3 separate regions of the Homo sapiens genome follow, and regions 2 and 3 are each linked to region 1. The links are chromatin loops, found by intact Hi-C in ENCODE. Cell type or tissue: MCF 10A. All regions are shown on one strand. Each heading gives the region's core, and the rest is flanking DNA. Links, peaks and the distances in the headings are about the cores only. Region 1 overlaps CCSER1 (coiled-coil serine rich protein 1). Region 2 overlaps GRID2 (glutamate ionotropic receptor delta type subunit 2). Region 3 has its middle 110 kb from the start of LNCPRESS2.

Region 1 (7,861 bases), core at 2,955-5,454:
TATCTACCTACCTACCTTTCTACCTACCCACCACCTTATCTAACCTGTCTCCTAAATGTTCTATCTCTCCAGAGAAACCTAACTAATACAGTAACTTATTAGCCCTAGTATATTTTCTGGAAGCAAAGGTCCCAAAGATTATTGAGGGTAGGTAGTCCTAAGTTAAAAAAAAAAAGTGTCAAAAGTGTAGAGAGATCAAAAGCATTAAGTAAAGCAAATTATCTTCCAATTTTGCCTTGAAAAGAATATGACTTTTTTAATGAATGACTTTTGATGGAATAAAACAGGTGATAGTCATGTTGAAAATAATAGTTCAAGAGTTGGCAACAAGAAAATGAATGTGAAAAGTGTATTTAAGAATATGGCAAATAAAGGAATTTAAAACAACTAGATGCTACCTGGAGAATATAGTAACTTCAATATTCATTTCAGAGTAATTCATAAATGTTTTAATGTAGAACTCCAGTCAAATAAAACTGCTAAGATTTAGGCATTAATGGAGCCCATGGTTTCACAAAGGGTCATAAAATAATTTATTAGAATTTTGTATATGTTGTATTGTTTTTCAGACAAAGACATCTATGACACAAAAATTCATTAAATTATCTCAAAACCAAAGAATGATTATATAATAGAAGGCAGGATAGTATATTAAACTTTTTATATAGCACGTATTTTGGAGCTTCTTATACAAGTTCTGCCCTTTGCTTAGATTAAAACTAAGCAAATTAAAGAAATTTAGCAATTTTAACTCATCTACCTGTTATCTGACACCATTGCCAAACCATATCATCAGTGTTGTCCTATGCTTGGTTATGTAAAAACTTAGTGAAATGTAGATTTACTTTATATTCTAGAAAAATGGAATTTAAAAAAAAATTAACACATTTGTTGAGACACATGGAGTCAGTGAGCAATGTGATGTTGAACAAGTTGCCTATCTTTTCATATTTCAGTTGTTTCTTCACTAGGAAAAAAATAAACTTAGTGCTTGCTCCTTATAGGATTGTTATGAATAGATAAAATAAAATTGCCTATAAAAATGATGACCTCAATATCTGGTACCAATAAAAATACTCACTAGGAAAGTTTTAAATACTGTTGTTTCTGTTACTTCACTTTGAATTAATAAGACAGTAGACATTCTACTCACTAAGTGTAAAGCCACTTACTCAACACCACATCCCACACTGAATAGTGGCCTATTCACGGAGAAACTTCTCAGGAATTACTAGTTGCAAAAATAGTACTTGACACTTATTTCTGTAATATTGTGCTTATCACATTGTACTGTGACTTTTTGTTTATCTCTGTCAGTCTGTCAAATAGACTATGAGTTCCTAGAGAACAATGTTTTATTCAACTTATATTCATAAAACCTAGTATGGCTTCTAATATGTAGTAAGTACCCAATAAATGTTTGTTGAGTTGAATGTTGTTTCTTCTTTAAGATCATTAAGAGTTGGGTTTACAGCAAATGATACTGGTTTCTTTCTGCATACATAGATCATTCATTCTTCTTTTTTTTCCTTTTGCCTTTCATATATTATATTTTGGGGTCATTTAGAAATAAATAGAGCAGTAAAAGTTGGTAAGTATATTTAATTTAATTTCTTCCCATAATATCCTACTTAAATATATAGATGATGATAATAGTTGGCACTTCTTAGGTGTATTTGAGTTATTAAAATTAAAATTTGATATAGTGAGAAAAATAAGTATATAGCCTGATTTTATGGGAACCATTTTTAAATGTGGTTGAATTTTTTTTAATTTGACAAGTTTCATAATTTTAAAGCTGGTGATTCAAGTGAATTTTAAAGCATGTTTATGCTGTTGCATTATGGGGCAAACTCAGCTGGTTAAATTACCCGTTATCCTTTGTCAAAATTAAATTATACAAGGTCTGCAGACACTCATCACTTTTATCTAATGTGACCACCTTGAACTGTAATTCCCTTTTGAATAAATAAGGCTGATTCAGGTGGAAAGAAGATTAACTGATTGCCTGAAGTTATGTAATGCATGTGGATTTAGTACATAGGTTTTAAAATGACATTGTTAAATGGTATTTAAACTAATGTGTAATAATTAAGGAAGGACACTCTTTAAAATGACACAAAAGTGATATATGAATATGAGGACCAAGAAACTGTGCATTGGCATATAGAAAATATTAGTCATTGGACAATACAATTAATTGATAGAACAAGTATTTTTCATAATTTCTGCTAACATAGGAGGTGACATAAAAGGGAGTAATTTGAATTTTAAAAATAAAATAAAGATTGTATATATTTTAGGAGGTCATAAATTTGTAGGTATTAAGTAGCATGAATAACTCTTCTTTTCCATCCTGAAAACTCTACCAATGTAGAGTTAATACTCTATAATTCATGAGGTAGTCTGTAATAATAAAACATTAAACCAACTGGGCTCTTTTCCCGGGAATCACTGAAGCAAGAAATACTGTATCAGGAGAAAGGAAAAGAGAAAAAGAGAGAAAGAAGAAGACAATAAAACAGAAAAAAAAAAAAAAGGAAAGAAAACTAGATGGCCAAATTTAATAGGGTAAATGGAAAAGCTGTCCATTTTATATGCAGTCAAATAAAATTTTCTTTCTAACCTTGGAAGGGCTACTCTTAAAGCATAAACCAGTTTTATGTTATGAAAGGACATTCAAATATGCCTTATTTCATGTAACTGTGGGGAAAGCACTTTATAGCTCTGCCTTTAAACCTTAAAGTCAGCTTTAACGTGTTTCTAAAAGTTATATTCCGGTATTGCTGAGATATTCCTATCACAAAGCTATTTCCAAAGCCATGTTTGTGGTCTAAGCATGTATCTGTAACTTACTAAGAGATCGTCCTGAAAAATTGAGGACAAGTCCAGTTTTTATTTTTGCTCATTGAATAATGACGTTTCCTAAAGATCTTTGTCTTGTAGGCCTTCCTTTTTTGACACTTTTTTTTCTTTTTCTGAGTAATCTCATACCTTAAGTGATTATAAAGTTTGACTGTGTTCTGACGGTTCTTAAGTTTTTATCTAATACAGCTTTATCTCCAGACCTATGTATTTATTTACTTGTTGGATATTTTGACCTAACTATTCTGTAAGTTTTAAAAATTTGTACAGAGACAGTGAATTGATAATCTTTATTATCTTTGTTCTTTCCTCCTTCATACACAAGTTCTTTCTGCTTAGTTTTCTATTTCATTTAATGTATTACTACTTAAGGGTCACTCATTGCAGAAAACATTGAATCAACCATACTTCTTTCTCTCTTATACTCCCTGTTCTCAAGGTCATTATGCAGTCTCTACTTCAATCTCAGTTTTATTTCTTCCTGTTTATCTCAATTCGTGTTGAATGAGTTTGTGTCTTCATCATCTCTGAAGGAAATTATGATCATAACTTCTTAATTGTTTCTCCATCCTCTGTCCTCTTCCATCTTCAGCCTCTCTTCTATATTGTTATTGGAATATAATTACAAGACATTTTCATGGAAGAATATTACTACCTTCCCATCACACAAAGATAAGGGCTAAACTTCATCAACTGAGACTTTAGCAAAGAGGCCTTAACTTACCATTTTAGAAATATCCAAATTTTCTCATCTCTTCTTCAGCTAAGACGTAATGAGGGAATTTTAGTTTTTCTTTAAGACCCAGTACAAATGGCATCTCATTCAGCAGAAGAAGTTACCTATTCTGTGGCATATTTGCACTTGTTATAGCTGCGGCTATAGAAATTATTACATTTTTAAATATTAATTGCCTTACATGTGTCTGTTTTACTAAATCAAGAGATCTTCTAGGGTAGGGATTGTGTCTTTTATATCTTTACAATCTTCAGAACCTGATTTAAGAGACTTAAGTACAGGAAGTGTTTATTAAACATTTGTTGATACAACAAACGCATGACATTGTGTTGGGAGGCTCTGAGTTGCAAGGGAGACCTTCTTGAGATTTGCAGGAATTACCACTAGATGTCACTAGCACATTTCTGATAGCAATTTCTCAATCAAGAACAACTAACCTTTACTGAGGACCTACTGTGTGCCAAGACTTTTTAAATAATTCTGCAAAGCAGGTATTATCATCACAAATCCACCCTGGAGACTTACGTTTTGAGTGATTAGTAGGTCATACAGCTAGTATGATGTAGAGGTGGGATTTAAATTTCTGCCATCAAGCCCGTGGTTTTCCCACAATCCAAGCTACATTCTGTTTCTTTTGTGATAACTGAGCCTCTGGCCTCCGTATGATAAATAGCATATGCTACCTTTCCCAATGGATTAAATCTTTATTGACAAAATAAGCTATTATTGAGCTATCTAGGCACTCACACATACCCTTTGAGTTAAGAGTCAGTGACTTTGTTTCTATAAGCTTTTACTAAACATAAAGCAATTTATCATTCATAGAAATCTTTTAAACATATAAATATAGATTTTGAAAAGGAGCAGATAGATTTTTATTCTCAGTTATTTATGTTTTTTGCAATTTAGCATTTGATATCTACATTTTTTTTTTTTTCTTTTTTGATACGGAGTCTCGCTCTGTCGCTCAGGCTGGAGTGCAGTGGCGCGATCTCGGCTCACTGCAAGCTCCGCCTCCTGAGTTCACGCCGTTCTCCTGCCTCAGCCTCCCGAGTAGTTGGGACCACAGGCGCCCACTACCACGCCCGGCTAATTTTTTGTATTTTTAGTAGAGACGGGGTTTCATCGTGTTAGCCAGGATGGTCTCGATCTCCTGACCTCGTGATCCGCCCGTCTCGGCCTCCCGAAGTGCTGGGATTACAGGCTTGAGCCACCATGCCCAGCCAATAGCTACTATTAAGATAGAGTTGTTAATTAGTGATGGACATATCCATGAAATACAGACACTACCTCCAAGCAGCTTATAAGCTTATGATGTTTCCTTGATTCAAAGTCAAGAAACATCATAATACTCTTACTGTAGGGTGTATTTACTCTGAGACTTTGGAATCCAAAGAGCATCTATAGATACCAATTATGTTGATAATGTGACTTCCATTATCAACACTTGGATCTTAAACACTTAGAAGCACATTCCTAAGTATGCTAAAGGCCCACTATGTTCCTGCCTGCTCAGTCAAGATGTCATCGTATTTTTAGACCTAACTCTGCTTTTGGAGAGTCCCAATAAAGACCCAGAACTTGAGGAGAGGTATCACTGTAGAAACCCTTTCTAATCAGAAGAAAACACTGTCAGAAAGAATGATGAGAGGGTGCTTAGGCCTGAATGCGTGCATTTGAATGGACCTCATCCTGCTTCCTGCTCTTTGCAGTTGGTGGCACAAAAGCAGTTAGCAATTATACAAATGAAAGAAAGATGAGAGGGAGGGAGACGGCTCCCGCTTCTCCTTATATTTTACAGCTTCTCTTCAGTTTAGTCAATTTCAGTATCTCATCAGACTAACCTTTCTGCCAAACTCATTGGTTGTTAGTATTTTTGCTTCTGTTATTGTTAATTATTAAAAGGAGTTAAATCTCATTAACTGATTTAAAATTGTACACTTATATACAACATGATAATTTTCTCCACAGATTTTAAAATGTAAGAAATTAATGTAGTCATGGAAACAGTTTATCTCCTTCTCTTAATATTTTATACATGCCGTGAGTTTTTATTTTATGGGAAATTAAATTATATAAATTGGAAAGTTAGCAAAATAAAAGAATAATATATTTCCAGTTTATTTCAAAAATTAGAAATAGTTTTAACTTCTAATATTAAATATGTATAAATAATAGCATAATGTCAAAGTTGAAGGGCCAATTGAATAATAAATTATGTTATTTCTACAAAGGGATGTCTTTTTAGAAAGTAAGTGAAAATAGTTACCAACTTTGTCAATATTTGCATTGAATTATGAGTTTTCAACTAAGTGAGATCATTAGCAATACATTTCTCAAATAAAATGTACCCAGTTTGTACTCCTGTCTTATCAGAAAAGAACATCAAATCTTTTTTTCTTTCTTTTTTTTCTTTTTGAGATGGAGTCTTGCTCTGTTGCCCAGGCTGGAGTGCAGTGGCCTGATCTCGGCTCACCGCAACCTCCATCTCCCACATTCAAGAGATTTTCCTGCCTCAGACTACCAAGTGGTTGGGACTACAGGTGTGCGCCACCATGCCCGGCTAATTTTTGTATTTTTAGTAGAGATGGAGTTTCACTATGTTGGCCAGGCTGGTCTCCAACTCCTGACCTCGTGATCTGCCCGCCTTGGTCAACTCTTTTTTTATACTGATAAAGACTAGAGAAATGTTCTCTGTTATGTACGCCTTCCATCTTTTGCTTTCTACTTTTGCCTGGCTCAGGGTACATACTAAAAAAAATTTCAATGGAATGTTGAATGCATGAGTAAATAAGTTGGATATATAACGAAAGTTGGAGAAAGATTTGGTAATCACTCAGTGGCTTCCTCCTCTTGCTCCCTGCCTATCCTAGCTTTTTCTTTTTTTTTTTTTTTTTTTCAAATTTCCATTCTTTTATATATATATATATATATTTTTTTTTATTATACTTTAAGTTCTAGGGTACATGTGCACAAAGTGCAGGCTTATTACATATGTATACATGTGCCATCTTGGTGTGCTGCAGCCATTAACTTGTCATTTACATTAGGTATATCTCCTAATGCTATCCCTCCCCCCTGTCCCCACCCCACAACAGGCCCTGGTGTGTGATGTTCTCCTTCCTGTGTCCAAGTGTTCTCATTGTTCAGTTCCCACCTATGAGTGAGAATATGCAGTGTTTGGTTTTTTGCCCTTGCGACAGTTTGCTGAGAATGATTCACAATAGCAAAGACTTGGAACCAACCCAAATGTTCAACAATGATAGACTGGATTAAGAAAATGTGGCACATACACACCATGGAATACTATGCAGCCATAAAAAATGACGAGTTCATGTCCTTTGTAGGGACATGGATGAAGCTGGAAATCCCTGGCTTTTTCTAGTGAGAAACCACCATGGAAAATCCAGGAACTCACAGTGTGCCGCTTGCAAGCTCTGATTTAGTAAAAGAGTAACAGGAGAGCCTAGTGATGAGAGGGCATGCTCTTTGGAACCAGAATGCCCGCGAACAAATCCCTGCTAGGTAATTTACTAGCTCTTGTAATAACAACAGCAAAGAATTAGAAACAGTAATGAGCCTCAGTTTTCTCCTCCTTAAAATGGGAGACAGTTGTGGTATCTACTTCATAGAGTTATTATGAGAATTAAATGGGCCAAAATATGCAAAGCCATTAGAACATACATAACATTTTGTAAATGCTTTGGAGATGGTGGTTGTTGTTGCTGCTGGTGGTGGTGCTACTGCTGTTTTTGTTGTTAAAGAAAATTGCAGTTTAGGAAGGATAGGAATAAACTATCTAACAGGCTGCCTTGTTTGGTCTCCAAGTGATAAACAAAAAACAGGGATCATTTTTTTTACTTCAACCTGCATGAAGAATTAGTTTTACCGAGTGGGAAGTTTGGGAATTATATATTTTTTCTTTCATAATTCTAAGAGGGAAGAATGGGTTTAAAAATTACTTAAATGAGAGACTGGTGATTTTTTAAATGTTCATCATATTTAGTAGGCTACTTTACTAGTCAAATTTTTATATTTGTTTGCTAGAAATAAATTTGCATATAAAGCCTGCTTTTGAGCCTCTCAATGAATCATACCTAAAGAAACCTCCATGCAGGTTTTGAGCCATAAAGAAGGCACCACCTAATGGCAGAATGTTTTAATTGCTAGTACAAAGCTAAACAGAAACAATCAGCCTTTAATGTTAAGCTTGCAAATGGAAATAAAAAGATAGCATTCATTACAGCAACATCCATTTAT
Region 2 (2,500 bases), core at 1-2,500, 1.3 Mb after region 1:
AACTAGGGCTGTGCTATTAATTTTAAAGTCCTAATGTATGGCTGTTAAAAATTAAGCTGTCAACATTCTCCATTTCCAGCAGTAGCACAGTAATGACAAAGACATATTATGGAAATAAATAGTAATTAATTTTAATAAGTAGCATTGTACTTACAGCATTGTCAACAGGAAAAATAAAAAATCTTTTATGGAGAAAATAAAGTTGTAACATCAAAAAATATGAAAAAGCAGAATATATTTATGATTAAATTAAGGCAATTTTAGAAATTAAAACTCTCATTTAGCAATATTTGATAAAGACATCTGTATTGCTTCTGAATAAGATATGTATTAAAATTATTCATAAGACAATATGGATTAAAAACAAACTTCTGGCTTCATGATACTTATTTATTGAGTAATTTGCAATTAATACAAAATATTTTTACTTTCTAGGGACAAGAGAAGAAAAACAGGCAATGCTATGGAGGATTAGAAAGCTGATTAACTTGAGATACATAGCCTCATGTTTATAAATTTGACAGAAAAAATGATTCACATTCTATATATCAGTCATTAATTTGGTACTGATGATAATGTGCAATGTATAATACATATCTGTGTTTACTCTGTTTCTTGATTGCATATGTAATGTGCTGAACAAAACCTAACAGAAAAGACGTTTTTGGTCAAATATATCAAATTAAAAGCACACTATTGATGGTCCGAAGCTGTTTAAACAGTTAATAGAATTATCTGTTGATTTCACCTGATTTCAATTATACTAATGTAATTCATGTAAAACCTTATATACTCAAAAAGTAAGGAATTTCCCATGGTTTTAAGAACATCTTAACTCTAGAAACACAGAAAAGGCAGAGAAAAAAAAAGATTTGGAGTTGTTATCTAGAAAAATTTCAGTGGTAAATTCTGATATTTTTCTTCTTCCTTACATGACTGAATTATTTCACATACTTTTTATTGTGTCTAAGAGATGTTTTGAAAACCAAAATAACAAACAGCATCTATGCATAAAATAAGAGCCAGCAAGTTGTGTGGAGAATGTGAGGTACTCTGCAAAGTGTATTTTTATAAGCCCTGATTTTGCTTTCCAATATGCTCCTTAATGACCAACAAAGAGGGATATTTCTTGAGGATGACTTCCCTTGACCTTTCCTATTTGTCTAGAGTATTTGACCAGGATAGATGGGAGACTATGCTGTGCAGTGGTAACTGTACCCAGGAGCAGGAACATGAGTAAGAATGTACTTGATGGAGACAAGGGAGGAAGGAAGTGTAAGTGGCTCTGGAAAGCTCCCTCTGGTGGAGAATGTCTTAATAATAATTCAGAAGCCATTACTAGAACAAGGAGATGATAGATTACCTATTTAAAGGACTTTCTCAATGTAGAAGGGGCCTTCCTAAAATTTCTTGTTATCTGTTTTAAAGTCTGTGGTAGAAATAAAAATTCCATTCCCTAATTCAAAAATTCAGCATTCTTCCATTGCCAGCCAAATTAGCTAAAGTTCAAACATAAAAAGAATCAAAGATCTTTGGGTTCCATATTTTCCTTATTCCCTTCCAAGTCTAGCTGGATTTCAGAGATACATTTATTACTGTAAAACAAATGCTCAATAATAGAATAACAGAAGACAACAAATCTTCCAACATTTTGTTTGATTTCTAAAATTTTTGTTACCGTTGTTGGACATAATATTTTACATTTCCTACCAGCACTGCCTGCTGCTTAAAAAGGTTGTTTGCTCATCTTCTGCTAGAGAACTCTAAAAGGGGTCAATTTTTCTCCGAAATCATTCTGCCAAGGGCAGTCGTTGATATTGCTGTCAGAAGAAAGAAAAAGACAATCTTATGTAGGTGGAGGGGTTTTAACCTTTTTAGGTCATTGGCTGTTTTAAAAATCAGAAAAAAGCTTTGGATTCTCTGGCTCAGCTATATACTCATAATATTTTGCATGCAGTTGCAGTATTTTCCTGAAGTCACAATAGTATTCCCAATACCACGGTTACAATAGTATCCCTGGCTCTCTCTCTGGTGAGCTACCACCTCATTTACCTTCCCACTGCCTCCTACACCTTGCCATGACTAGATCTTCTGAAGGTTAATGTAATTCCTCACCCCGAGGAAGGTTGAAAGTACAGTCTACATAATCATGCCCCACAACGGCTATCTTTAGCATTAAACACCCTGGCTCTAAGACTCTCATCTTTTATCACAGGAATTCTGCATTGTTTTCCGAGACTGGTTCCTACTAAGAAATTCCAGGTTATGGTACTCCAGTAATGAACACTAAATATTGAGAACTCCCTACTTCCGTAGCATTCATTTCTCACACCGCCAGTTAATCAGTTCCTGAATCCTTGCCTTCTATGATTGTGTTTGTGTATATATATGAAATAGACTTGACCCTCAGTCCTAATATCAGAGTTGAATCCCTGTTACAATTTTTTTGTTGATAAATAATATTATCTAATCACAATGACTACTGTAAGTATACAATTGG
Region 3 (7,861 bases), core at 2,862-5,361, 1.1 Mb after region 1:
ATGTATTTGAAAGCAATGAATATTACACATGGATCAATTTCAGTATGCCCATATGGGTAACACTACCTTTCCTGTGGTTGGCCCTTTAAATTATTTTCTCTATTGAGTTGTAAAAAGAAATTTTAAAGGTAGCTAATATCCAGAACTCAGAACAATTGGCCTTCCAATATCGATCTTGATATTGGATCTATTTCCTTTGGTTTGAAAATCTTTCTTCAACACCCTTCAGGCCCTTGGTAGAGACTACACTACTTTCTGATCTAGCCTCTGCATTATCATTTCTTGATCAGCTCTATACTCCAAGCTTAGCATCTTCCCTTGTGGGTGAGGCTCTAATACTCCAGTCCTGTGTGACCTAACTCTAGCCATGTTTTATCTGTTGAAAACTCTATCGCTAATCTCTACTCTCTTTAAGAGGGACCATACTGATAATATATCATCCATAAGGTATGTCAGTACATAGAGATATTAGCTTTATTTAGCTACAGAAGTAACTTTGCAAGTACTTTCCTGGTGTTTACACATTGACCCCAGAACTACAAGCAATTATAAATTACTTCATTGCCAATGACATTATGATAATAGTTTATCCAATATGGTAGTCATAGTAATTTTAATTTTAATATAACATCTTAGAGATCAGAAAATATATTATCACCCTTCTTTACCTTTACCATCACCTATGCAGTTTGGATCGTGTAGTAGAAATTGATGACAAGGAAAGTCTTATTTTATGGCTTTCATAAGAAATTGATATGAGATCCACAAGCACAGATTACTGAAAATCACTGAACTATAAAAATGAAATATGGAAATAAATATTTAAAATAAAGATAGCATATTAAATTAAGTTTATGTGCTAAGCAGGTATTTATCATAATTTTTATGATTGATATTAGGTAACAGTCTCTTCCATGTTCATTTAATTTTGGCTAATGAGCTACATTTCCTAAACAATTACAATGTAATGGATGTATATCCTGGTGTTATTATCATGTTAGTGCTATAGAGTTCATAAAAGGTACTATAAAAATGGCACAAAATATACACTAAAATTAATTATGACATGAGTCTTTGTTGTTGTTTTAATTTTCTTTGGAAAATTGACATATTTATTTCAAAAACTTATCTTTCTCATTACTATTGGTAGTGTATTTGAGGTCTATATTACAAAAATATAGACTATCCCATATTATATTTTAATTGTGTCAGAGCTTTGGAATCTATCTATCTATCTATCTATCTATCTATCTATCTATATTAGAGAGACAGAGAGAGAGAGACATATATACTTATATTTTTAACATTTAAGTTTTTGTTTACTCCTTAGGGCATTTCCCAATATTTTCATATAATTTAATATTATGAGAAGCACTATCAATCTTTTGATAATACATTTAACAATTAGGTGATCAAAATCCTATCCTGAGTAACACAGACACTTCATTCATTTCTTTAACAAATACTATGGAGATGTGGCTATGGAGTACTGTAACAAGTAAGGAGATAAACAAAATACTGCACAAAATGTTTTTCATTACAATGGTGGTAAGCACCATAAAGGAAAACTTTCTATTGTTACGATTTGTGGAAAAGGGAACAATACCTGGTTGTATTAGTCTGTTCTCACTCTGCTAATAAAGACATACCTGAGACTGGGTAACTTATAATGAAAAGAGGTTTAACTGACTCACAGTTCCACACAGCTGGGGAGGCCTCACAATCATGGTGGAAGGTGAATGAGGAGCAAAGTCACATCTTACATGGTGGCAGGCAAGAGAGCATGTGTAGGGGAACTCCACTTTATAAAACCATCAGATCTCATGACACTTATTCACTATCATGAGAACAGCATGGGAAAGGCCTGCTCCCCTGATTTGATTACCTCCCACTGTGTCCCTCCCATGACACATGGGAATTATGGGAACTACATTTCAAGATGAGATTTGGGTGGGGACACAGCTGAACCATATCACTGCTTTAGGAGATTGTATGTGAGAAAATGTTCCCTGAGCTTAGTCCTGAAGGATTTACATGCAAGACACTGACAAAAACTGGGGATAAATCATTGCAGGCAGAGGGACTGGCAGGTATACATTTGTATAATATGATGTGACAAAATTTTTATCTTGCAGAAGAAACTGAATTAAGTTCAGGTTGTCTGGAGTATGTTTGTATTGAAGAGAGATTCAAAACAAGATTATAGATGTCATTAGTGAATTCCATTTATCACTCTTATAATACATGTAAAAGATTTTCTACAATATCCAAAAAACATGGGAAGCCACTGAAGGATTTTAAGCAAAAGAGTGACATATTCAGGTTTGTATATTTTAAAGTTATCTCTGGCTGTACTATAAAGAATAGATTTGAGGTGAAAACTGAAGAAGAGAGGAAGCCCTTGCAATAGTTCACATGTGAATTGATGGTGATTACATTAAGAGTTATGGTGGAGATGGAACAAAGAGGAAAAATTAAAGAAATATTTTATAGCTGCCATTTGGTAATCAACATATTCATCTTTGGTCTATAGGATCTTTAAAGACAAGATTCACTGTATGTATTATTTCATTTCTACAAATATTCCAATATTTTTGTTTCTTTCCACTATCTGAAAAGACCATTTATCCAGTCTTTTTATTTTTTTTTAATTATCTTATTTTTCAAGATGGCTGACTAGGAACATTACAAGCCCATTTTCCTCAGAAAGAAGATCAAATTTACCAGTGAATAGTCAAGTTTTAAAAGAAAAATGGTGGGAAGTTAGCCAGGACCTATTGGATCACCCATGGGAAGATGTTGGGGCACATAAAACAAAAACAGCAAGAGTCTGGCTTAGACTCCTGAGGAACTCAGAGCACAGTGAAAAGGATAGATGGGAAGGCTTTTCTGCTCCCCTAAGCCTTCTGGCAATCTGCTAACCACTTGCTGGAGAGCCCTTCTGCCCTCACAACCTGGGGCAACACCATAGGTGGCAAGTAGAGAACTTCCTAAGAACAGAGAACTGGGTGGCCAGCTCACATAGCCATGCCACAACCCTAACACCCAAAATGAGATGGCATGCACCATACTGGTGGTGCACTCATGGTGTCACTCCCCTGTCTGGGTATCCTCTGCTCTTTAACCACTGCACCACCAGAACACCCACAGACATATCCCACAACCCACTCTGACTTTGGCAAGCACAGGGAAATGGCAGGTCCCCAGGGAGTTGTGGGCCCTCTGGAAATCTCACCCTTGGCATGAGCCATTCCTAAGGGAAGAGAGAGTAAAACCCACCCAAACCCTCTTTGATACAAAGGAAATGTGAGCATGGTATAAACCAATGAAGGAGGCAACACTAATGCCTGGCAATGGATGTGGAGAGGCGGTCATCTTTTACCCTCCTTCTGCCCACACACCCCCAATACACTGTTACACATGCAACAGCAGTTCTTCCCATCGAGCCACTGAGTACTCATGGAAAGAAAGAACTTTTCCCACTTTCCTAGAGCCTCCACTCCACTGAAAGTAAACTGGCATCTGCTCACGCTTCCATGAAAAGTGAGGCCCAACTTCCTTTCCCTTCACTGAACAGCAGTGCCCCAGAAACTAAGGAGAGACTGTGGAGTTTCCTGCTCTGGTCTTGGGGAAGAGGTTCTGCTCCAAGCCCTATTCTAGCTATAGTCTTCAGAGAGGTGGATCTGCAGCCCACAGCTGTACTAAGGCCAGGAATCAAAGGAGAAAGCCTTTATAAAAACAGAAGATTGTTAGACTCAAAACAGGTGCATGATAGGGAAATGGATCACATTTCTGCTAACTCAGGTCAAGGAACTGGTGTACCCACTCTTCTCCCAATATTTCAGCACATCCCATCATGATTTCTAGGTGCCAACCTCATTAGGGCAGTTTGTGCCCACTAGGCACCAGGCCACTTGCCCGCTCTTAATGTTAAGTGCCATCTACTGGAGTGTAGTCTGAACTGCATCACTAAACAAAAATATATCACTACATCAAGAAGCATCTGAGAAAGCACCACACAGAACCTATTTGCAACCAAGACACACATACAGAGACTTGGCCCCCTCAAAATAATTGAAACGAAGCCAATGGATCATATACAACATACACCACAGTAAAATCCTCAAGGGGAAAAAGAATTAAAAATTAAAAAGCCCCATCCAAAACAAAGAAAAACAAACAAACAAACAAAAAAATAGAAGCAACAGCTGCTCCCTCAGGTGAGAGCAAATCAGCACAGAAGCTCTGGCAGTACAAAAAACAGTGTTCTGTCACCTCCAAAAATTGCATTAGATCCCTGGCAATAGATCCTAACCACATTGAAATGGCTGAAATGAAAGATAAAGAATTCAAAGTATGTATTGCTGGAAACTCAATGAGATCCAAGATAAAGTTAAAATCCATCACAAAGATAACAATAACATGATCCAGGATTTGAAAGAAGACATCACTATATTAAAAGAATCAAAGAGTGCTTATGGAATTAAAAATGTCACTACAGGAATTTCAAAATACAATTGGAGACTGTATTAGTCCATCTTCACACTGCTGATAAAGACATACCCACAACTGGGCAATTTACAAAAAAAAAAGGGGGGTTATTGGACTTAAAGTTCCGTGTGGCTGGGGAGGCCTCACAATCATAATGGAAGGTGAAAGGCACGTCTTACATGGCAGCAGACAAGAGAATAGAGTTTCTGCAGGGAGACTCACATTTTTAAAACCATCAGATCTCATGAGTCTTATTCACTATCACGAGAACAACAAGGGAAAGACCTGCCCCCATGATTCAGTTACCTTACTGGGTCCCTCCCACAACACATGGAAACTAAAGATGAGATTTGGGTGGGGACACAGCCAAACCATATCAAAATCCTTAGTAATAGACTAGATCAAGCATAAGAAAAAATTTCAGAGCTCAAAAATCAGTCTTTTTGAATCAACCAAACCAGACAAAAATAAAGGAAAAAGATTTTTTAATGAAAACTTTTGAGAATTAGAAAATAATGTAAAGCCACTAAACATATAATTTATTGGCATTTCTGAAAGAGAAGATGAAGATGAAAAAGTAAGCAACTTGGAAAAGGGATTTCAGAGTATAATCCAGGAATTGCTAAAAACGTTGACATGCAGCAGATACAAAAAAAAATCCAGAGCACTTCAGTGAGACAATGCACATGACAACCTTCCCCAAGGCACATAGTCATTAGACTATCCTAGGTCAATGTGAAAGAAAAAATCTTAAAGACAGATAGAGAAAATGGCAAAATTACCTATAAAGGGAATTCCATAAGACTAATAGCAGACTTCTCAGCAGATACCATACAAGCCAAAAAAGATTGGGGACCTATTTTTAGCCTTCATTATGAAACAAAATGCCAAACGAGAACTTAGTATCCTTTTAAACTGAGCTTCAGACATAAAGTCTTCCTCAGAAGAGTAAATGTTAAGAGAATTCGTCACCACCAGGCTGAACCTACAAAAAAAAAGCTCAGTGGAATTCTAAACAAAAAACAAAATGATGATACTTGCTACCACAAAGGCACACATAAGTACAAAGTCCACAGACCCTATAAAGCAAATATACTACTGAGATTACAAAGCAACTAGCTATCAACCATATGAGAGGAAGGAAACCTCACATATCAATATTAGCCTTTACCATAAATGGTGTAAATGCTCCACGTAAAAGCCAGCATGGCAAATTGGATAAAATAAATGATCTTCTGCTGTCTTCAAGAAACCCATCTCACATGTGATAACAATCATAGACTCAAACTAAAGAGATGGAGAAAGATCTATCATGCAAACCGAAAACAAACAAAAGGCAAGGTTGCTATTGTTATATTACATAAAACTTACTTTAAACCAACAATAGTGAAAACGTACAAAAAAGGGCATTATAAAATTCAACAAGAAGATATAATCATTATATATATATATATATATGCACCCAACATCAAAGCATCCTAATTTATGAAACAATTACTATTAGTCCTAAGAAAAGAGATAGAAAGCTACACAACAATTATGGGGATTTTAACACCCCAGTGATAATGTTAGAGAGACCATTGATGTAGAAAACTGACACAGAAATTGTAGACTTAAGTGGAACACTTGACCAAATGGATTTAATGGACAGCTACAGCATACTCCACCCAACAACTACAGAATATACATTCTTCTCATCCACATATGGAACATTCTCTAGGACTGACTACATGCTTGGCCATAAAGCAAGTCTCAATAAATTCAGAAAGTCAAAATTATACCAACCATCCTCTTTGAACACAGTGGAGTAAAATTAGAACTCAATACCAAGAGGAATTCTCAAAACCACACAAATACATGGAAACTAAACAACTTGGTCCTGAACGACTTTTGAATACACAAGGAAATTAAGGCAGAAATAAAAAAAAATATTTGAAACAAATGAAAATAGAGAAACAACATGCCTAAAACTCCGAGATTCAGCAAGAGTAATGGTTAAGAGGAAAGTTTAGAGCACTATATGCCTACATCAAGAAAATAGAAAGATTTCAAATTAACAACCTAAAGTCACACTTAAGGGAAATAGAAAAACAAGAACAAAGTAGACCCAAAGCTAGCAGAAGAAAATAAATAACTAAAATTAGAGCAGAACTAAATAAAATTGAGACCAAAGAATGAACTTAAACAAAGGATCAACAAAATAAGAAGTTAGCTTTTGAAAGGGTAAACAGGACTGATAGACTACTAGTTAGATTAACAAAGAAAATAAAGAGAAGACCCAAATAAGCACCATCAAAAATGACAAAGGGACGTTAACAACTGATCTCACAGAAATACAAAAATCCTCAGAGATTACTACGAAGATCTCTATGTGAACACACAAAAAAACCTGTAGGATATGGATAAATTCTTGGAAACACACAAACCTCTCTTCATTGAACCAAAAAGAAACTGAAACCCTGAACAGACCAATAGTAAATTATAAAATTAAATTGGCAACAAAAAACTAACCAACCAAAAACACTTCTGGACCAGTTAGATTTACAGCTGAATTCTACCAGATGTACAAAGAGAGCTGGTATCAATCTTACTGAAATTATTACCCCAAAATTGAGGAGACGTGTTTCTTCCTAACTCATTCTATAAAACTTGAATCATCTTATACCGAAATTCGGCAAAAACACAAGAAAACTGCAGGCCGTTATCCCTGGTAAACATAGGCACAAAAATCCTCAACAAAAGGACTAGCAAAATGAATACAGTAGCATATCAAAAAGATATTTTACCATGACCAAGTGGGCTTTAGTCCTGGGATGCAAGGATGGTTAAATTTCAGCATATCAATAAACATGATCCACCACGTAAACAGAATTAAAAGCAAAAACCATGTGATAATCTCAATGGAAGCAAAAAAGGCATTCAATAAAATCCAATATCCCTTCATGATAAAAACCTTCAAGAAAGTAGGTGTCAAGGGAGCATACTTCAAAATAATAACAGCCATTTATGACAAACTCACAGCAAACATCATATTGAACTGACAAAACTTGAAAACATTTTCCCAAAGAACTGGACAAAAACAAGGACATCTACTCTCACCACTTCTATTCAATATAGTATGGTAGTTACTTGCCAGAGCAATCAGACAAGAGAAAGAAATAAAAGGCATCCAAATAGGAAAGAGGACATTAAATTATCTCTATTTGCTTACAGTATGATTCTATACCTAGAAAACTCTAAACCTCCCTCCAAAAGACTCCTAGATCTGATAAACTACTTTAGTGAAGTTTCAGGATACAAAATCAGCATACAGAAATAACTAGCATTTCTATACATCAATACAGTTCAAGCTGAGAACCAAATAAAGGGT

The links. A loop is a pair of places that touch in the nucleus more often than their neighbours do. Peaks named below come from ENCODE experiments on the same cell type or tissue, not always from the same donor. Only the 100,000 strongest peaks of a DNase experiment are listed, where the experiment ranks them.
Region 2: it touches region 1 in a loop (21-fold over the local background); 19 of 110 quality-filtered maps call a loop at or near these places.
Region 3: a loop joins it to region 1, with 5 times the contacts of the local background. A loop is called at or near these places in 5 of 110 quality-filtered maps.

What each region holds. Positions count from the first base shown.
Region 1 is chr4:91,109,326-91,117,186 of GRCh38, forward strand. All of the region lies in intron 10 of CCSER1 (coiled-coil serine rich protein 1), which reads left to right. Among named protein-coding and RNA genes, the nearest start is that of CCSER1, 990 kb to the left of the region's middle. In MCF 10A, for the core only: a CTCF peak has its summit at 3,996 (motif pointing right); no DNase peak of the experiment used is centred there.
Region 2 is chr4:92,386,371-92,388,870 of GRCh38, forward strand. The region is part of intron 1 of GRID2 (glutamate ionotropic receptor delta type subunit 2); the gene reads left to right. Among named protein-coding and RNA genes, the nearest start is that of GRID2, 84 kb to the left of the region's middle. In MCF 10A, for the core only: a CTCF peak has its summit at 1,327 (motif pointing left); no DNase peak of the experiment used is centred there.
Region 3 is chr4:92,159,640-92,167,500 of GRCh38, forward strand. No RefSeq gene overlaps it. Among named protein-coding and RNA genes, the nearest start is that of LNCPRESS2, 110 kb to the right of the region's middle. In MCF 10A, for the core only: a CTCF peak has its summit at 3,957 (motif pointing left); no DNase peak of the experiment used is centred there.